Linked DNA regions of Homo sapiens: region 1 is linked to region 2. The links are chromatin contacts, found by Hi-C or POLR2A ChIA-PET in ENCODE. All regions are on one chromosome and are shown on one strand. Each heading gives the region's core, a stretch centred on a gene start or an enhancer-like site at or near the end of the contact. The rest is flanking DNA. Distances are from core to core; before and after follow the strand shown. Region 1 overlaps KIAA1217. Region 2 holds the start of DNAJC1 (DnaJ heat shock protein family (Hsp40) member C1).

What was found. Hi-C counts contacts between places; a loop is a spot of excess contacts on that map. ChIA-PET counts read pairs that join two places held with the same protein, here RNA polymerase II (POLR2A). Pooled maps may share reads with other maps.
Region 1: a loop to region 2 is called in a pooled map, with 4 times the contacts of the local background. The contact joins the enhancer-like site here to the promoter of DNAJC1 in region 2. A Hi-C loop is called at or near these places in 2 of 50 pooled maps. POLR2A ChIA-PET finds 5 or more read pairs at or near these places in 2 of 52 experiments (A673 and PC-9).

The regions. Positions count from the first base shown.
Region 1 is chr10:24,381,871-24,384,793 of GRCh38, forward strand. All of the region lies in intron 3 of KIAA1217, which reads left to right. Among named protein-coding and RNA genes, the nearest start is that of MIR603, 110 kb to the left of the region's middle. RefSeq lists enhancers at 1,178-2,377, 1,475-1,554, 1,705-1,864. Within about 2 kb of position 1,346, at least 21 of the 41 ENCODE cell types and tissues checked have a DNase peak (open chromatin) inside an H3K27ac peak, as active enhancers do; they include A673, where a contact is called at or near this core.
Region 2 is chr10:22,002,393-22,005,341 of GRCh38, forward strand. It overlaps DNAJC1 (DnaJ heat shock protein family (Hsp40) member C1), which reads right to left and starts at 1,338. Exons shown (of 12, transcript NM_022365.4): 1 at 821-1,338. The coding sequence starts at 1,042. RefSeq lists a silencer at 972-1,341 and enhancers at 1,002-1,502, 1,382-1,431, 1,462-1,591.

The DNA of each region.
Region 1 (2,923 bases), core at 96-2,595, 2.4 Mb after region 2:
AACATCTGCATGACTGTTCATAAGAACCATAAACACGAGGCTGTTCCCACTACCACGTGAAAGGATAGAGGGGCTTGGTGTGTGTAGGGCACAGCTTTTCTGAAAGGCAGAAGGATTCTTTTTATGATTTTACCACGTATCATTTCCTTTTTTTTTTTTTTGTATTGGAAGTTTACTTTCTATCTTGCTTTGCTTTTTTAATTGCTTTTTTTGGCGCTTTAACAAAATGGACAAGTCGTGAGGATTTAGACCTCTCTGTCAAGGGGGCAGATGTTTCTTATGCTTCATTGCCATGTTAAGGTTCTGATTTGGGTACTTGTGTTTGCAAACAGATGGGCTTGGGGATAAGAGGGGACAGGAAAAGAGTCAACATGCAAAAGCCTTCAGAGTCTAGCACGTGCAAAAGACAGCTGAACTCTGCCATGTAAAACTGAGCAAATGCCTTGCTGGGAGAAGAAAGAAAAAGATTGATGTGAGAGAAGGTACCCTGATTTTAGTTCCTTTGCTGCAGATAATGACCCAAGCAGACTGAATTCAGACATTGTCCTAGCTGTCCTAAAAAAAAACCCTACAACTTTGTTATTATTTGTATTATCAATATTAATATTTAACATTAAATTTTGTGTCAAATTAAATTTTGATCAAATTAAGATCAAATTAAAATTTGATCTTAGGTTAGTAATCTAGGATCCTCATTGTATAAATGAGAGAAGACCACAGAAAATGTGCTTTTTGTTTATGTGTGTGTTTGCTTGTTTGAGCTCACACACTTAATTAAGTGGCAGCAGTGGGAAGTCCAGGGCTCCAGTTCCCATTAACATGATCTTACAAATGAAGGGACAAGGACACACAGGGGAGGGACACACCCAAGGAGCATCATGGGCCAAGACAGTGTCAAGATGACACAGGCTTCCACACCGTCACCAGGCTGGGGCTTTCTGTGTGGATTCAAGAAATTTGTGGTTTTTCTTTTCTTTTTTTTTTTTTTTTTTCTTGAGACAGAGTTTTGCTCTGTCACCCAGGCTGGAGTGCAATGGCATGATCATGATTCACTACAGCCTCGACTTCCCACGTTCAAGGGATCCTCCCATCTCAGCCTTCAGAGTAGATGGGACTACAGGCACGCACCCAGGCGCCTGGCTAATTTTTTATTTTTTGTAGAGATGGGGTCTCACTATGTTGCCCAGGCTGGTCTGGAATTCCTGGACTCAAGTAATCCTCCCACCTTAACCTCACAAAATGCTGGGATTATAGGCATGAGCCAGCATGTCTGGCCTGAAACTTGTGCTTTCTTAACTCCACTCACACTTAGGAGCCAGGCAAGGAATGGGATTTCTCCTTTGTGCTTGGAGGAAATGAGCTCAGGTCTCTGTAAAGATAACCTCAGCTCTGCAAACCAAAACGAAGATAAGAATAAATGCCTGTCCGCCTTCCCCCATACCTGGGGGAACTTTGACTCTGTCGGATAATGGATCTTTTGTCTTAAAGGAAGGAATTTCCTCTGCAGCCAAGAACGGTTGGCAGTGCAGGTTGAGACTTGCTGGGTTCAGGAACCAAGCCTTGGGGCAGAGAGGCTGCAGGAGCTGGGGCCGGCTTGCCCAAGGAATGGCTGAGGGTGGCGGGTGTTTTCGCACGGGGTGGCCACGCTTCTGCAAATTGCTCCATTTTACTCAGCATCCTTTGCTGTAGAGTGCCGGTGTGCTGTCACAGCAGGCTGAAAAATGCATCTGACCTGTTTATTCTGCCCTCCCTGTGAGGGGCTTTTTGGCCTGCCATTTTTCACTACTCCTGGATAGAAACAAAGGAACACAGTAAGAGGAGAGGAGAGAAATGAGAAGTTTCTTGCCAAAGCCAAGGGAAGCTCTGGTTCCAGAAAATGAGGCTGGCACTGGGCCAGCTGGGTTGATGTTGCCCTTGACCGCCTCTTTGTGGCCGATTGGGGAATGTCCCCCCAGCCGCACCTGGCCCTTATGGCGTAATCCAGTTGAGCCTGGACGGGAAATAAAAAGGAAAATGTGACTCACAGCAAGTGCAAATGCAGTCTCCCTCCCAGGGGCCTTGCTCAGCTTAGTCTTTGGGAAACTCCCCGCCTGCCTGGCCTTATTTAACACACAGACGCACGGGTTCCTGGGATAAACAGTGCTCCCCAGAGAGCCCCGGCCATGAGCAGGGTGTCTACCAGCACCTGGGTGGCCCAGAAGCACAGCTGCAACTCCATGGGGCCTCAGATATGCCGACTGGATACTTTGAGCTGTAACCCCCCTGGAAACCCGCTGTTGATGCCATCTGGAAGCCCTGGGTGTCTTTTGGCATCTGTATGTTGTCACTTTATCTCAATCCATAGAGTTTTAAGTTCTCTCATGAAGCCCTGTTGATCTTGCCTTTATTTAAAATTTTGATGGTTTATCATGAATTTTTTTTATCATTTTATTTTTTAGGAGCAATTTTTTAGGTTTGTAACAAGATCGAGCAGAAAGTACAGACAGTTCCCATACACCCTTGGCCTCCACGCATGAACAGCCTCCCCCATGATCAGCATACCCTACTAGAGTGGTACGTTTGTTACGATCAATGAAATGAGACCGACACATTGATATCACCCAGAGTCCATAGTTTACACTGGGGTTCACTCTTGCTGTTGTACATTCCATGGATTTGGACAAAGAGGCTGTCAAGGGCAACATCAACCCAGCTGGCTCAGTGTCGCCCAGGCTGGAGTGCAGTGGAACGATCTCGGCTCACCGCAATCTCTGTCTCCCGGGTTCACGCCATTCTCCTGCCTCAGCCTCCTGAGTAGCTGGGACGCAGGTGCCTGCCACCATGCCTGGCTAATTTTTTAGTATTTTTAGTAGAGACCAGGTTTCACCATGTTAGCCAGGATGGTCTCGATCTCCTGACCTCGTGATCCGCCTGCCTTGGCCTC
Region 2 (2,949 bases), core at 88-2,587:
TGGTAGAACTAAAAAGCAACAAATGGATTTTACAAGTTAATGTCTTAAGCTATAGAAGAAAACGAAATGAAACAAAAGGAAAAGGGGAAAAAAAAACCCATTCCTACATTACTGACCGGGGGCTTCTCTTCCAATCGCATCCCAAGTCCTTTGCTGCTCAAAAAACTTAACACCTCCAACCTGGTTAGACGCTTCAAATTCCTCCAGATTTCTAAACTGCGAAAGCGAAACAAACATCTACCTAACAGGCTAAAAAGATGACGAAGTACAAAGTAAGAAAAACTTTTGCAACACAGACACTGGCCACAGTGCATTCCTACTTTCCCAGAAGGGAAGAGGAGGGGAGGCAGCTGAAATAAGAATAAGGATGAGGTAAGTATCGGTGGAAGATGACAGTTTAGGGTGAGAAGCGGCTGCTCTTTCTCACATTCAGGGGGACAGGAAGGCAAAAGGTAGGTGTTAAATTAAAAAAAAAAAAAAGTCTACCCACACCACTCTTCGTTCTTCCTCCAGCACAGCTGGAGGGGGAAGGCTCTTCCCCAGAACGCCGGAGCAGAGAGAAGGCATCGCCACCCTAGGCTAGTGGCGCCGTCCAGCCTGTCACTGGGGCTGGGACTAGAAAAGTTGAAGCAGGAGTAAAGATCTGGGGAAGACGGACACGTCCTTCCAAGGCTGAGGACCCCGGTGACCCGAGCTGAGGGCAGCCAGAGCCCGGGGTGACCAAGCCCTGCCCTACGTGTCCGGCTGTCTCTGAGGAACCGGGTCGCCTGACGCCTGCCCTGGCCCCTCTCCGCCCGGCCCCGCGCGCCTCCTTGCTTACCTGCTGCACCCCGAGGAACTGGTAGAAGTTGAGCTGCACCTCCTCCACTAAGTCAAACAACTCCAGGTCTCCGCTCTCCCAGCCGCGCGCCGGCGCCACGGCGGCCAGCAGCAGCAGCAGCAGCCACAGCAGCGGCGTCCGCGGCGGCGGCGGCGGGAACGGCACCAGCCCGAGCTGGCGGCGTCCAGGAAGCTGCGCCGGCTGGGAGCAAGGAGCCGTCATCGCGCTGGGCTCGGAAAGGTCACCCGCCGCGCAGCTCCGTTGGCCGAGAGCTGGGACGTGGCGGGCGGCGCTGGCTGTGGGGAACAGCGCCTGTCAGTGAAAAGCGCGGGCAGGCGCACCGGAGCGGCCCGCCAGGTGGCTGGCCCCAGACAGAGCGCGGAGGCGGCGGGAGCCGGCTGCCGGACGGGCGGGTGGGTAGGCGGGCGGGGCCGCAGCCAGCGCTACGTTCCGAAGACCCTCGCCCCCAGGCCTACACACAGCTGTAGAGGCAGCGCCCGGCGCCTGGGCTGCACAGTGGGTGAGGCTTCCCTTCGCCTCAGCCTATCCCAGGCCTCGCTTCCGGTGACATCATGTCTCCTAGCAACCGCGGGAAGGGGGCGTGGCCGGAAGCCTGGACGCCTGGCGCCCCAGATCTGGGCCTGGGTGAAATGCCTCTCAATCACTGGCGCGCACGGAGCAGCTGTACCTGCGCCCACATGGGCTGAGAGACAGGGACGGTTATAGCCATCTCGCGTCCATCTGGAACGCCCCACGTGGACTTCCCCTGAAATAGCTACTGTCTTCCTCTCCCCTAGCTATCGAACACTAAAAGCATATTTGAAGCCTGATTAATTGATTATGGCTTCCATGCATTTAATTAGTCCATCAGCAAAGAAGACAGGACAAGTTGAACCAGGTTCTAAAAGGGGCAAATCTAGTAAGTAGAGAGAGGTAGAGCAGAAAAGGAATTGAAACCAAAACAAAAAGTATACTTCTAATTATGAATTAAGATTTACAGGCATAATACCATAAAATGACCTGGTAGAATTAACAGTTAATAATGGTGACTCAATCATAGTTGGAGGAGAAATGTAGTTTATCCACCTTAGCCCACCTCCAGTTGGGGTTCCTTTGAAAACAGACCTCAATTGAGATGTTTCTGTTTTAAAAGACAGGCTAAAAACCTCCTCTCCCATAACAATGTCTCACCTTCTAGTCTTGCATTGCTTCTGTTCAAGCTCTTTTCAAGTTATTTTCTCCACCACAATTCTCTTGTGTGGACTTTATTATTGTGTGCTTAGCACAATGCATAGCACATGAGAGCACTCAATTAGTTGAACTGAATCCTGTGACTACCTCCCTACCACCATTCCCCCTACCACAGATTTTTAGTTTATTTATTTATTTATTTAGAGACGGAGTTTTGCTCTTGTTGCACAGGCTGGAGTGCAATGACACCATCTCGGCTCACTGCAACCTCTGCCTCCCACGTTCAAGCAATTCTCCTGGCTCAGCCTCCCGAGTAGCTAGGATTACAGACTCCTGCCACCATGCCTGGCTAATTTTTTGTATTTTTAGTAGAGACGGGGTTTCACCGTGTAGGCCAGATTGGTCTCAAACTCCTGACCTCACATGATGTGATCTACCCACCTCAGCCTCCCAAACTGCTGGGATTACAGGCATGAGCCACCACCCCCAGCCTAGTTTATTTTTGGTTATATCAGTTTTCTTAAAGTGAACGTCATCTTTACCAAGTCCCTAAATTAGGTTACTGTTTATTCAATGAACAAAACATCGAAATAAGATGAAATTAATGATCTTAAGCACTACTTTTACATATTATAGTAACATTCATCTTTTCTCCTAATTTGATCATTAGATTAAGTGCAATAAAACCTTTGAAACTGGTGCCATATTGCCACAAATCTGGGATTCTTACCCCGATCTTGTAGCAGACAGCCTAGTATTTCCCTTTTGAGTTTTACCTTTATGTTGTCTGAGAACCTCGGGGACTTACTCCATCTAAAGATAGCCCATCCTCTTTCTAAGGCCATGCTGAAACAGAATTGGATTCTATTAATAATACTTCTCATGGACATAAGGTATTACTCAAAAATTCATGCTGCCCAGCTCCAATGACACTTGTC